Regions from separate parts of the Homo sapiens genome. Here region 2 is linked to region 1. Evidence: chromatin contacts called from ENCODE Hi-C or POLR2A ChIA-PET data. All regions are on one chromosome and are shown on one strand. The core of a region is the stretch at or near the end of the contact, and the rest is flanking DNA. Distances in the headings are between cores, read along the strand shown. Region 1 overlaps STK38 (serine/threonine kinase 38). Region 2 overlaps CPNE5 (copine 5).

What was found. Hi-C counts contacts between places; a loop is a spot of excess contacts on that map. ChIA-PET counts read pairs that join two places held with the same protein, here RNA polymerase II (POLR2A). Pooled maps may share reads with other maps.
Region 2: a loop to region 1 is called in a pooled map, with 4 times the contacts of the local background. The contact joins two enhancer-like sites. A Hi-C loop is called at or near these places in 1 of 37 single-sample maps with no recorded cell type and 3 of 50 pooled maps. POLR2A ChIA-PET finds 5 or more read pairs at or near these places in 3 of 52 experiments (IMR-90, K562 and OCI-LY7).

Annotation. Positions count from the first base shown.
Region 1 is chr6:36,509,593-36,516,283 of GRCh38, reverse strand. It overlaps STK38 (serine/threonine kinase 38), which reads left to right. Exons shown (of 14, transcript NM_007271.4): 7 at 792-946. Among named protein-coding and RNA genes, the nearest start is that of STK38, 35 kb to the left of the region's middle. Within about 2 kb of position 1,568, at least 3 of the 41 ENCODE cell types and tissues checked have a DNase peak (open chromatin) inside an H3K27ac peak, as active enhancers do.
Region 2 is chr6:36,750,189-36,757,575 of GRCh38, reverse strand. CPNE5 (copine 5) reads left to right here. Exons shown (of 21, transcript NM_020939.2): 13 at 1,278-1,331; 14 at 4,481-4,542. Among named protein-coding and RNA genes, the nearest start is that of RAB44, 56 kb to the right of the region's middle. RefSeq lists an enhancer at 1,015-2,214. Within about 2 kb of position 5,047, at least 14 of the 41 ENCODE cell types and tissues checked have a DNase peak (open chromatin) inside an H3K27ac peak, as active enhancers do.

The sequences.
Region 1 (6,691 bases), core at 319-2,818:
GTTGCTGGTATTAGAAATGATGAAATTTTGACTTTGCAGAAAACTAACGAGGTTACCTTTTAACTGCTAGAATACTGATACTGTGTTTTAAAAGTTACATAAAGGGTACTAGTGTCCATTTAAATACCTATAATAACGCACTAGAGAAAAAAAAGCACTGACCTTGAGAGGTGTTCATTGTACTCTTCCAGGAGGCAGTTATTGCACATTCTAGTGTATAGCATTTTCAGTTCATTTTTAGCTTTTGTTGACTAATGCTTTGCTACCCAAGTCCTTCCTTTTTATTTGTTTGTGTTCTGTGAATAGAAGTTGGAAAGCTTGTTTTCAGCCTGCCCGAGTGTTTACATTTTTATTTGGCATTTCAGCCTCTCTATAACAATACATAGATTGTATGTGGAAGTGCCATTTAGTTACAGATGCAGAAAAGCTTGCAGATACTTGTTCAGGCAAAGTGAAAAGTAAAGTAGCATTTTACCCCGAGTCCAAAAAATTATCCTAAGCAAATACAGTTGTTTTTTAAAGTGTGGGAGAAATTTTCTTTTTCTCTCAAAAGTAAAATAGAAATCACAGCTTAGTGGTCAACCTTAGCTAGCTTAGGTGTGAAAATCCCATTTCTTCCCATGTTGGCCATGTGGGTCTATCTCTGGCACACAGAAGAGGTCTGTTTAGCCGCCTTATTTTGGCAGATAGGGAAGACATATCTGAAAATTGGTACTCACTCGTATGTTGTGTGTGTGTGTGTGTGTGTGTGTGTGTGTGTGTGTGGTGGCTTTGTATCTTCTTGTTTCCAGGGGACATGATGACCTTGTTGATGAAAAAAGACACTCTGACAGAAGAGGAGACTCAGTTTTATATAGCAGAAACAGTATTAGCCATAGACTCTATTCACCAACTTGGATTCATCCACAGAGACATCAAACCAGACAACCTTCTTTTGGACAGCAAGGTATTGGGGGGGCATTGGCATGAACTATGCACGTTTACTGATCTGAGCAGCCTCTGCTTTAACACCTGCACCCCTGTGGTCATCCCAGTGGGCGAGCTGTGACCTGCCTTGTCATGATTTTCCTTTTTTTTTTAAACAGGTAAGTTTGCTGTCACTTCCTTTCTCTGAAAGGCTATGGTTCTGTAATTTGGTTGAACATTTCTCTTAAAAATAAAGGAAACTTGAAAATAAGAGCAAAATTGATGTAGAGGGCAATTTTGTAATAAAGCCAAAGATAGTCACCTTCTCTTAGCATATAATTAACTGTGTTACTAATACATCACCTATCTAGAGCCCTTCTGTTGGGCAACCTCATCAGTTAATGAGGAACCCAGCCAAGAAGCAGGAAATGCAGTAACAACAAGAACCTGTAACAAAGTCCAGGTTCCAAATCATGCTCTCTGCTTAAAGAAGAGTCCTGCCCAGCCTCTTTTTTTTTTTTTTTTTTTTGAGATGAAGTCTCACCCTGTTTGCCCAGGCTGGAGTGCAGTGGCGCGATCTTAGCTCACTGCAACCTCCGCCTCCTGGGTTCAAGCGATTCTCATTGCCTCAGCCTCCCAAGTAGCTGGGATTACAGGCATGCACCACCACGCCCCTGCCCAGCCTCTTAAATGGCCTGTTTATTTTTATTTTTAGACATGCAGATAAGCGTAGTTGCCTAGTTCCTAAACTTACAGCAAATTAGAAGATAATCCCTGTGCTGCCAACTAACTTGCTAGATAACCCTTGGCAAATCTCTTTACCACCTGGATCTCACTGTTCTTATCCGTAAAGTGAAAATACTGATCTAGGAAACCCCTAAAATCCCGTTCACCTCTAAAACTCTAGAATGTTGTTTTCTGTTAAGCAGACTTGTTGTCTTGACTGAATTTTTCTTGTAAGGTGAAAAGTAAATTTATTTTCTAGGGTATTTTTCTTCTTTGAAGTCTTTTGGTGACTTTTTTGCTTTGCTGTCCTTGAAAAACCTGAAGTTGTTTTTTTTTTTTTGAGACGGTCTCATTCTGTCATCCAGGTTGAAGTGCAGTGGCACAGTTATAGCTCACTGCAATCTAATTCTTGGGTTCAAGGGATCCTCTTGCCTCAGCCTCCTGAGTAGTTGGGACTATAGGTGCATACCACTGTACCTTTTTTTTTTTTTTTTTTTGAGACGGAGTCTCGCTCTGTCGCCCAGGCTGGAGTGCACTAGGGCAGTCTCGGCTCACTGCAAGCTCTGCCTCCCGGGTTCACACCATTCTCCTGCCTCAGCCTCTCGAGTAGCTGGGACTACAGGCGCCCGCCACCACACCCAGCTAATTTTTTGTATTTTTAGTAGAGACGGGGTTTCACGGTGTTAGCCATGATGGTCTCGATCTCCTGACCTTGTGATCTGCCCGCCTTGGCCTCCCAAAGTGCTGGGATTACAGGCGTGAGCCACCAAGCCTGGCCTTTTTTTTTTTTTTTTTTTTTTTTTAATTTTTAGTAGAGATGAGGTCTCGCTTTGCTGCCCAGGCTGGTCTCAAACTGCCTGGTTTAAGTGATCCTCCCACCTCAGCCTCTCAAAGTCCTGGGATTACAAGTGTGAGCCACCACCTGCTTTTTTCTTCATTATAATGTGCAGAAGTGGAGTAGAATAGTGGACATCAAAGGCTAGAGAGTGTAGCAGAGACGGGGATATGGGAAGAGCCTGGTTAAAAAAAAGGCCGGGGCCGGGCATGGTGGCTTACGCCTGTAATAATCCCAGCACTTTGGGAGGCCGAGGCAGGCGGATCACGAGGTCAGGAGATCGAGACCATCCTGGCCAACATGGTGAAACCCCATCTCTACTAAAAATACAAAAATCAGCTGGGCGTGGTGGAGTGTGCCTGTAGTCCCACCTACTTGAGAGGCTGAGGCAGGAGAATCACTTGAACCCGGGAGGTGGAGGTTGCAGTGAGCTGAGATCATGCCACTGTGCTCTAGCCTGGTGACAGAGCGAGACTCCTTCTCAAAAAAAAAAAAAAAAGGCCAGACGCAGTGGCTCACACCTGTAATCCCAGCACTTTGGGAGGCCAAGGTGGGTGGATCACGAGGTCAGGAGCTCAAGACCAGCCTGGCCAACATGATAAAACCTTGTCTCTACTAAAAATACAAAAATTAGCTGGGTGTAGTGATGGGCACCTGTAATCCCAGCTACCTGGGAGGTGGAGGCAGGAGAATCACTTGAACCCAGGAGGCGGAGGTTGCAGTGAGCTGAGATCGTACCACTGCACTTTAGCCTGGGGGACAGAGCAAGACTCCATCTAAAAAATAATAATAATAATGCATAAACATGGTAGAAAATTTGAACATTACAGACAGTATTAAAGAAGAAAAATTACGCTGGCCAGGCGCGGTGGCCCACGTCTGTAATCCCAGCTCTTTGGTAGGCCAAGGCAGGTGGATTACCTGAGGTCAAGAGTTGGAGACCAGCTTGGACAACATGGTGAAACCCCATTTCTACTAAAAATAAAAAATTAGCTGGGTGTGGTGGCACGTGCCTGTAATCCCAGCTACTCGGGAGGCTGAGGCAGGAGAATCAGCTTGAACCTGGGAGGCGGAGGTTGCAGTGAGCCAAGATCGTGCCACTGCACTCCAGCCTGGCCAACAGAGCGAGACTCCATCTCAAAAAAAAAAGAAGAAAGATTACCTATAATCTAATCACTGAAAGATAACCATTTTGTTGTAATCACTTTGATGCCTTTCTGTTTGTGTCAATCATTTATATAAAGTTGGCATCCTAAAAGTAAATAGCTTTGTATTCTGTGTAAACATTAAAATATTAATGCTAGATATTTTCCTGTGTCATTAATGTCAGATATATGTTTAATAAAGCACTGGCCCTACCTTGTGTGATTCAAAGTTCAGATGCCCTGGTTGGTGCCCCAGGTAGCTTAGTGCTGGCTTCTTTGTCCCCTGTAGTCTATGTTCAGATCCAGCAACCATATTAAAGAACTTGAGGATTCGGTCTAACTGAAGAGGAATGGGGGATCCTGTTAGGTGCAGGTTTGCCCTTTATATTATGCTAGCTCACACTTGTAGCAAAATGTTCTCATAAGCAGGTTGATTTGTGTTCAGCCACATAGATTATAGTCCTAAAAATGTAGGAGTTTTGAGTTCCTGTTGCATATTCAGAATAGCTATAGAATTCCCTGAAAGGCTAGGCTTGAATAGCATTTGCTCCAGGAACTGCTTTTAAAAAGTTTTACTTTCTTTCTTTCTTGCTTTTTTTGTTTGTTTGTTTTTGAGGTGGAGTCTCACTCTGTCACCCAGGCTGGAGTGCAGTGATGTGATCTTGGCTCACTGTGACTTCTGCCTCCCAGTTTCAAGCAATTCTCCTGCCTCAGCCTCCCAAGTAGGTGGGATTACAGGCGTGCACCACCATGTCCAGCTAATTTTTGTATTTTTAGTAGAGATGGGGTTTCACCCTGTTGGCCAGACTGGTCTTGAACTCCTGACCTCAGGTGATCCACCTGCCTCGGCCTCCCAAAGTGTTGGGATTACAGGCGTGAGCCACTGTGCCCAGCCAAAAACAGTTTTTCTTAGTCCTTTCTTAGAGTTGTCCAGGTAAGATATGTAATCATGAGAACTATAAACTTCCTTGGCTTGTAGAGTAAGTTACTTGCAAATCTGCAAAAAAAGATACTGAGGCCAGGCGTGGTGGCTCACGCCTGTAATCCCAGCTTTTTGGGAGGCCGAGGTGGGTGGATCATGAGGTCAGGAGTTCAAGACCAGCCTGGCCAAGGTGGTAAAACCCTGTCTCTACTAAAAACACAAAAAAATTAGCCAGATGTGGTGGCGGGCACCTGTAATCCCAGCTACTCAGGTGGCTGAGGCAGAGAATTTCTTGAACCCGGGAGGCAGAGGTTGCAGTGAGCCAAGATGGCGCCACTGCACTTCAGCCTGGGTAACAGAGCGAGACTCTGTCTCAGAAAGAAAAAGAAGAAAAAAAAAAAAGATACTGAGTTTAATAGGCTCAAAGCTGTCCCTGTTTGGCAGTTTACCTTGCTGTGTACATATGTACATACACACATCCAAACCTAATTGGATTTCTTTTAAAACAAAACATAATAAAATTTGACCCATCTGAGCAGGGCTCCTGTAGCCTTGTATTTTGGAAAATTTGTATGTTTAAGCCTGATGATGTCCTTGAGAAAGGTGGTATTCTGGAAAGACCACAGACATTGAAGTCATTTGGGCTCAAATTTTGGCCACACCACTTCTGATTGTGTAACCCTGAGCAAGGTAGATCTCTGAGCATCAGGATTCCCTCTTACATTTTTGATTTCAACTCTCCATCTTAAAATTTTGCCACCCTAAGACACCTACTTTTTCCTTAGGGCTAGTTATATGCCAGATACTGTGTTGGGAGTCTTACATGCATTAATGCCCATTCCTGCCAGAAAGATATCTGTACTCTCATTTTCCAGATGAGATAAGATGGCAGGGTAAAGTAATCCTGGTCTGGGAGGAAGAGCATGGGCTGATTTCTGCTTTTGGTTCCGCCATTTTAACGGCAAGCCATTTAACAGCTCTGAGTCTGTGATGTGTGGTTTAGGAGTTTTAAATGAGACAACACAAAGCATTGATCAAGGTGCCTGACTCATAGAAGGTGTGTGTTTTCCTTTATGAAAATTATAAAGTTAAGAGATTTATGATTGGAATACAGCATGGTCATAATGGCAGCGGTGGCCTGTCTGGAGCCTCTGCTGGGAAGATGCCAGCTGCAGTGGGGGAGGTGCGGTCAGGGCTGTGTGCTCCATGGAGCTGGCAGGAGCTGGGAACAAGCGGGAGCCCTGCCCTCCCAGGCACAGTTGCAGTTGCCCAACCACAGCTGCAGACCTGGGCATCCCAGAAGCCCATGAGCTTGGAAGTACCTGCTCCTGCTGCCTGACTTCTCTGTGCTCCTGGTGTCCACTCCAATTTCAGAGCAAAGTTGAGGCCGAGCCTGGGTTCTACTGAGACCTGGTCAGGTGTGCGCACACTTGGGGCGGTGCTGACACACTAGCCCCCTGCAGCCTCAGCTCCCTCTGGACTTTGGGTGCCAAGAAGCATGAGAGGGAGGCCAAGCAGGGGAGGAGAGCACCTGGGTGCAGGTCTGTAGATGCCCCTTTGCACCAACAGCCTGGGTGCTGTGGACAAAATGATTGATGGCTATAAGAGGCAGAGAGGCTCCTGGGTGGAAAGGGGTGGGTCCCTGGCGAAGCCCCACCTTCAAGCCAGGGATGGCCTGAAGCCTGAGGGCCAAGCTGTCAGTTCGGGCTGGAGTCTGTGGCCCAGAGTAAGAACTTGCGGTGGTTTTTCCGGGCCTGCCTGTGGCCACCTGTGGACCAATCAGCACGTACTTTCTCTCTTTTGAAACCCATACAAACCCTGGACTCACACTCTGGCAGATGGTCAGACGACCTGCTGCAGAAAGGAGCTATCTACTCCGGGTCTCCTAAGGGCTACAGACTTGATGGGTGCCAGGTCCAAACTGCAGACTGCGACCGAGCGATAGATGAAAAAAATGGACTCCGACACAGATATCCAGTGAAAGAGCGGGCTAGGGGAGTGGACTGCCTACAGAAAGAGTTGTAGCAGCCTCGGCCCTGACAAGCTGGTGCTGCGGGCAACTATTTAGTACAGATTTAATGACAAAGGCCTTGAGTCATTGTGGGTAATTAACATGGTCATCACCCCCCCACCCCCACCTCATCTCCGGAGAGAGCA
Region 2 (7,387 bases), core at 3,798-6,297, 240 kb before region 1:
TGTATGTCAAAGAGATCTGTTTGTATCTGTTATCAAGGTGGCACCAATGTATGCACCACTGGCCCGGGGGCAGGAAACCTGGTTTCTAATCCTGTCACTACCCAGATGGCTGTGTGACTTTAGGCAAATCACCTGGTGTCGCTGTGCTTTAGTTTCCTTCTTGCTGGAAGTAGATAGCAATACTCACCCAGACAGAAGAGACCACGGTAAAGATCAGCTGACGGCCTCTGTGGGAACAAAGACAGGGAAAGGGGAAATGAGTTCACCAGAAACCAACAGGCAGCACAGGAGGTATGAAAATTGCCTGGCTTTGTTTGATGGGACATTAGGGAAAAGTTGTGCCTAGACTTCCCTTATTAAAAACAAAACAAAGAAAAACTGGCGAGGGTCAAATGAGAATACAAATACAGTAAGTGCGGAAGTCTCGTGGGGGGCCTCAGGGCTGGGTGGCTCTCGTCACTTTGCCCAGTCTTGGCCTTGGCACTACTGGGATTTGGGACTGCATCACTCCCTGCCGTGGGAGGCTGTCTTGTGTACTGTAGGATGTTTAGCAGCATGCCTGGCCTCTACTCACCCCCTCAGTTGTGGAAACCAAAACCGTCTCCAGATGTTACCAAACGTTCCTGGGGGTAAAATCGCCCCTGGTTGAGACCGCTGAGTTAGCCACCAACAAGCCTTCTCTGAGCACCTACTCTGAGCCTAGCCCCATGATTTATCTGACACAGGTCTGGTTTGGAAGTTAAAGCTTACACTCAAAGAATAGCTAAAGAGGTTCTTGCTGCCAAGTAAGAGGGATGGTGATGGAGAGGGGAGCCTCAGAGGCCCTGGGCAGCCCTTGGGCTGGGTCCCAAAGGAGGAACAGGGGAGATTGGAATTGGCTGAGAGAGGAAGGGGGTGCATTTTTGGTGAGGGGAGCAGCCTCAACCAACACAAGGGACAGGTACAGATAGGGCCGCTTTGCAACATCAAGACTTCTTTGGCTATACTGGGTGGAGGGTGCGTGTGTTCCGGGGAACAGTGGGAGAGAAGGTTAAATAAATATTCCCGGTTGATCGTGGGACCCTGGGTCTGATGGGAGAACCCAGTTGTGTAACCCAGACTCAATACCAGTCTCCCACAAATCCTCCTTAAACCCTTCTCCCCTGGCCCCGTGGTCTTCACACCCCACACTCTAATGGGGCTGGGCTTGGACCACACCCATGGGTGGTTGGAAGCCCTCAAGACTCACCCTGACTGCCTGGAAGCATGCCTTACCTGGTAACTGGTTTTTCCTGCAGGTGGTAAACCCGAAAAAGAAAATGAAGAAAAAGAAATACGTGAATTCTGGCACAGTGAGTAGCCACCCCGGTCTCTGCAGCCGGGTGTAGACATTCTGAGCCCCAAGCTAGGTCTGGTATCAGGGAGGCCCGTGCGTCTGTGTGTGTGCAGGGGCTGAGCGTGGGAATCAGACATCCAAGAGAGATGGGGTGGGGAGGGGTGGGGCAGATGGAGCAACAGCCAGGGGAGAGAGTTGACTTGCAGACCACACAACAGGCGCTGGCTGTATCTAGCATGAGGAATCGCAGAGACATCCACGGGACTTCCTGCAGGAAGGAAGAGGAAGAGAAGTCGTATTTATTGGGCCCCTACCCTGGGAAATTCCCCACGTTGGTGCTTTTCACAGGTTGTTGCCCTGAGAGGCAGATATTATCATCCCCTAGTCATGAAAGAGGAAACCAAGGCTGCAAGCAGGAAAGTGACTCAGCCAAGGTCACACAGCTAGAAAGTGGTAGAGATGGGACTCAACATGACATCTCACTCCAGAGCTGGCAGCTGCTACGGGCGCTGCCCCTGCTTAACCGTGACCTTCCTGGGATGACACGCCGGCCTAGTGGCTTCTCGGGGCTGGTCTTGAGGACATTCATACGCTTCTTCAGCAAATACTTACTGAGTGCTACTGTGTGCCAGGCACTATTCTAGGCACATCAGATACAGCTGGAAACAAGACAGACCCAAATCCCTGGTGCTTATATTCTAGTGGGAGGAGACAGAGAAAAAAAAAAAACACACACACACACACACACATGCCTGTGTGTGTCAGTTGATTATGAGAGCTATGGAAAAAGTATAAAGGGTAAAGGGACAGGCAATGGAGGAAGTATTGAGGATACTGGGGAAAGGGAATTCCAGCATTCCTGCTGTAGAGAACAGCACATGCAAAGGCCCTGAGGTGGAGCTCACAGTGCATTTCTAGAACAAGCCACTTTCTCTGCAGTGCAAACACACCCAGATTCATCCTCTCTGTGTTCCTTCCTCACTCTAGAGGCCCATGGCTAGTGCAGCCAAGCCTGGTCATTTGAGTCAGGCAGACTGTATCTCCAGACCTAGAAGAGGTTTTCAGGAGCTCTGGGGTTCCTCTGAGAAGCCTCATTTTCTCCGTCTGTAAAGTAGGACTAATAAATCATCCCCACCTTGCCACTGCACAGGGCAGCTGTGACAGACACATGGGAGATGCAGGCTTGTGAACTGTAAAATTACTCTGCTCATTCAAAGGGGACTGAACACCACTTCTTTGATTGTAACTGCTTCACAGACTGGGGCTTGGAGTCATATTTCCTTTGTCCAAGGCTGCGGTGTTTCTTAGTGGAGAGGCTGTCAGCATTTGGGCAGGAAAATTCTTCATCTCACAGGATGTTTAGCACCCCTGGCTGCTGCCCATAGCTACCAGTAGAGCCCCAGTCATTATGAGAACCCCCAAAATTCTCCCACGCCTTCCTAAATTCCCCTAGGGAAGACAGCACCTTCCCCAGCTGGGAATAAAAAGGTTCAAAAACCACTGATCTCATCCAGCCTTCTTACTTTAGAGACGAAGAAACTGTGGCCTAGAGAGGGCATGCGATTTGTCCCAGGTCACACAGTGAGCTGGAGACAGAGCGGGCCTAGGCCCAGGTCTCTTGACTTTCCTTTTACTCCAGCATTTCCCCATCTTCATCGCGAAAAATCACCCGGGATGCAGAAAGCTTGCTGAAATACAGACGCCCAGGCCAGTTCCCTGGGATTCCACTTTAGGAGGCCCAGGAATCTGTGTTTAGTGCTTTTCATCCCTTACTTATGGTGTGCAGAATCCCCTGGGGATCTTGTGAAAATGCCAAGAATCTGCATTTCTGCATTTCTACCTGGCATCGAGGTGATGCTGACGCTCTGGTCTAGGGACACTACCCTTTGAATAGGGGAAAGTCTGCTTTCACCCTGCGAGCCCCTGGGTGAACCCATATGGTCAGGGCAGTTAGGGCATTGCTTCATCCTGGGGGTTGGAATGGGGAGTGGTCAACTGTGTCTGCAGATTAGACTTACGTGAAGAGCTAAAAAAAAAAAAAAAAAAGAAGATCTCTGAAACATTCATGTAGCCCCGGAAACTCGGCTATAATGGGTCTGGGCTGCAGGATGATCTAAGAGCCCCCAGGGCATCTCATGGTCATCAGTCAGGGTTGAAGCCACTGCCGTGGTTCCTAGTAAGTCTGAGCTGCCACACTTGGAAGGAGGCCTGTGGTTCATCCAGGTGCCTAATACCTTAACCACAATAGCTGGGGGTCTTACTGCCAAGTAAGGGTGGTGCTCTCACCTGGCCCTCCCAATGAGCCTGTAAAAACAGCTGAATCTTCATGAATAGGGGGCTCCCAAACTACCAGAGAGGAGTTCGTTCTCTTACACAGGTGAAAGGTCCTCTGCCCTAATCTTGTCTCATATAATTGGCCTAGGATGCCAGGCTTTCATTTGTCTCCTTGATTCTAAATTGTTATGATAATGAGCTGCCAGGTAGCTGCCTGTCTTGGCAAAGCCAAAGCTAACTTTGCCAGGGCATAGGTTAAAAGGCCTCTGCTTGGGGGAGGGGGCCTGGGGTAGTCAGTTACCTCTGGGGAAAAGGATGGGCTACTTATGAGGCAGGATCTTGGGTCTGAGAGGGATGAGATGGGACCAGTAAGATTTAAGATAAGCACAGTCCAAAGAGGCACATTTCAGGACTAATAGCTCTAGGCACATGGAAGCCTGAAGCTGGTCGGCATTGGCAGGTTGTTAGGCCTGTGCCAGGAGGGCCCCCTTGTCCTCCACACCCCACCCTAGGTCCCTGGGGCTGAAGAGCCAGTGCCCACTTAGAGGAAACTAACACCCTTGGCTTGGACCCCGGTTCCACTGACACAGATGGGACCCTTCCGTCAAGGTCAAGAGTGCAGGCTCTGAAGTCAGACACACCCTGGTTTCAGATCCCTTCTCTGCCCTGGCAGTGTCCTTGGGCACATTGCACCACCTCTTTGGGTTTCAGTTTCCTTGGCTATAAAGTGGGGATAATAATAGTACTTCATGGGGTGGTGTGGGCAGTGCATGCAGTCATGCATGCAAAACTGGCACATGCCGAGTGTTCTGTCAATGTCAGCTCTCGAATCATAACCCATCTCCCCTGACCCCAGGCTCCCCACTGACCAAGCTCCCTTTTGTTTTGAAGGTCACCCTGCTTTCCTTTGCTGTGGAGTCAGAGTGCACCTTCCTTGACTACATCAAAGGAGGGTGAGAAGAGATACAGCCAATTTCATGGGCCTTGGGGAGAGGGAAAGGGCCCCACACACCGACAGGACCGGCTCTGGCCCCACCCTGGCCTCTTCAAAGCCCTGGTTGAAGGCTGTGGTGCTGGGCTCTGAGCAAACCCTGGTGTTTGGGCTGAGACAACTCATCCAGAGCCCTGCACATCCCCAGATCCCAAGCAGCTTGGAGGGAACTCCTGAGCCAAGGAGGCTGGCCTGGGTCATGTCAGGTCTCCATGCAGAGACAGGACCTGGAGCTGGTAGGGACTCCGTGACAGAAAGCCAAGGGCTTGGGGATGTAGAAAGAACCCTGCAATAGGAGTCAGGAGGCCCAGGCTCTAGGCCTCTCTTTGCCATTAATTTGCTGGGTTCCTTTGGGTGAGTCATTTTTCCTCTCAGGGTATCAGTTTCCTCCTCTGTACACAAAGAGAACGGAATAGGTAAGTGTTAAGGTTCCTTACAGCTCTGAGCTTCTGACACCTCTGATCTGTCTGGTTGGGGGAGGGGGACAGTGATTAACCTGCTCACTGTTATTAGGGCCCTGTAAGGGCAGCGGGATTGGGGATAAGCCAGGGATTGGTCCTGGGGCCAGCAGGTGGTCAAACATGAGTTTAAGGAGCAGAAAGAACCACCAGGCACAGTGTCTAGGCCCAGACAGATGGGGGAGCCAGGAGGCCCCAGCCAGCAGCTCACGGAAAGAGCCTGGCTCTAAGGGTAGAGCCTGCCCAGCATGCTGCCTGCCAGGACAGGTGCCAGGTCAGGGCGTGGGCAGCCAAGAGCCCGCAGGTGAGTGACTGCACCTGTCTGGAAAGGAGACAGGCAGGAGCAACTGCCAAAGGCTCATCCCAGCCAAGTGGACCCTTGGCTGCCTGGTTCTCCAGGGCAGAGGGAGAAGTCAGGTCCTGGGAAGCCACACTCACTTTCCCATGACAACACTCCCTGCTGCCTTGAGCTTGCAGTCTCAAGGCTGCAAGCTCTCCTCCTACCCACTGAGCACACACCCTGCCTCCAGTCACTCAGGAGCTCCTCTGCTCTTACCTGCCCCTCCTCTGGGCTGACTCCAGACCCCGCCTTTGCACTCTTCCCCCATCAAAATTGCTTCCCTCTCAATCCCATTAATCAGCCACCCCTTACAGTCCATAGCACCTGGTAACTCTCAAACACCCCTCATCCTGTTTATTTTTATTTATGTTTATTTTATTTTATTTTATTTTATTTATTTTTTGAGACAGAGTCTCGCTCTGTCACTCAGGCTGGAGTGCAGTGGCACAATCTCGGCTTACTGCAACCTCCGCCTCCTGGGTTCAAGCAATTCTCCTGCCTCAGCCTATCAAGTAGAGTAGCTGGGGCTACAGGCATGCGCCACCACCCCCAGCTAATTTTTGTATTTTTAGTAGAGACGGGCTTTCACCATTTTGGCCAGGCTGGTCTCGAACTCCTGACCTCAGGTGATTCGCCTGCCTCGGCCTCCCAAAGTGCTGGGATTACAGGCATGAGCCACCACACCCAGTCCATCCTATTTATTTTTTTCATTTGCATAGTACCCCCAACTTACAGAACACAGTGGGCAGGATCAGAACAGTTATCCCCATTTTACAGAGCTTGCCTGAAGCCACACGCCTAGATGGTGGCAGGGTTCCTTCTCCCATAACATGCTGCCTTTCATTCTATAGTAATGAATCAGTCTAGCCTGCCTGACTTGCAGTTAGCGGGTGGGGTGGGATGAAGATGGAGACTGATGAGTTAAAGGGCTGGATGCTGTGAGGTTTCATCGAAAAGGAGCCCTCAGAGGCTGAGCTAAGCTGGTGCCACCCATACTGGGCAGGTTATAGCCCCAGAGCCAGCCCTCTCTTTAAACTCTCTGGAGAGCCTGAGTGAGGGAGCTGGCTCCAGGGACTGAGAGCCTGGCATGCATGCCCAGGCAGGAAGCTGATGTCTAGGGATCCTCTCCTCCCTGGCCTCCCTCACCTGCCCACCTGGACCCAGGAGGAAGGGTATGGGTACTTTGGCCCCACTGTCAGAGGAGGAGCTGGTTGCTCAGCAGCCTGTGTTCTACCCTTAGGCAGGAGACACTAGGCTGCTGCGAGTAATTTTCCCACAAGAGGATCTGCTTTCCAATTGCTTCCTTTCCCAAGGCTTTTCAGAACCCAGGGCAGGGGAGGACTAGTTAGAGCAAGGCCTGCCTTTCCCCTCACCCTGTATTTGGAAGAGCCAGTCCAACAGTGTCCCTCCAGTATAGTCCCACAGGCCAGAATCATCTTCCCAAGAGTGGCCCTGGGAGCGGGACTTTCACCCTCCAAATGTCTCCCTACCTCTAACAAAGACATGCGTTCTACATTCCACACTGAAGCGGGGGTGACAACAAACAGCAGATGAGTATGGTAGGTCAACTGCTGTAACACATAATTCCCTAACCTCAAGCCTTCATACCAATAAAGGTCTGTTTTTCATCTGTGGGATGGCAGGGTTGGGTGGGGAGATGATCCACGCAGTCATTCAGGGACCCAGGTTCTTGCTAGCTTTGCGGCTCCTTCTATCCTACTGCCTGGAATCCTCTGGATGCTCTGCCCCCAGCCAGCAGAAGAGGAGAAAGAGGTGGGGATGACTGTCTGTGGCCAGCAGACCCTGGCTGGGGTCTCCTGCTAACCATGTCCTTGACATTTCCCTGGGGGTGAGTGAGGGTTCCATGAGCAGCAGCTCAGCTGTGATCAGGTGGTTTCTGATAGGGACCTTCTGCTGTGTCTGTGACAGGGATCTTGGGCTGATAGAGCTGTGGTTTCTGATAGGCACCTTCTGCTAAATGCAAGTGAGGTGAGGCCTACCTGATCTTA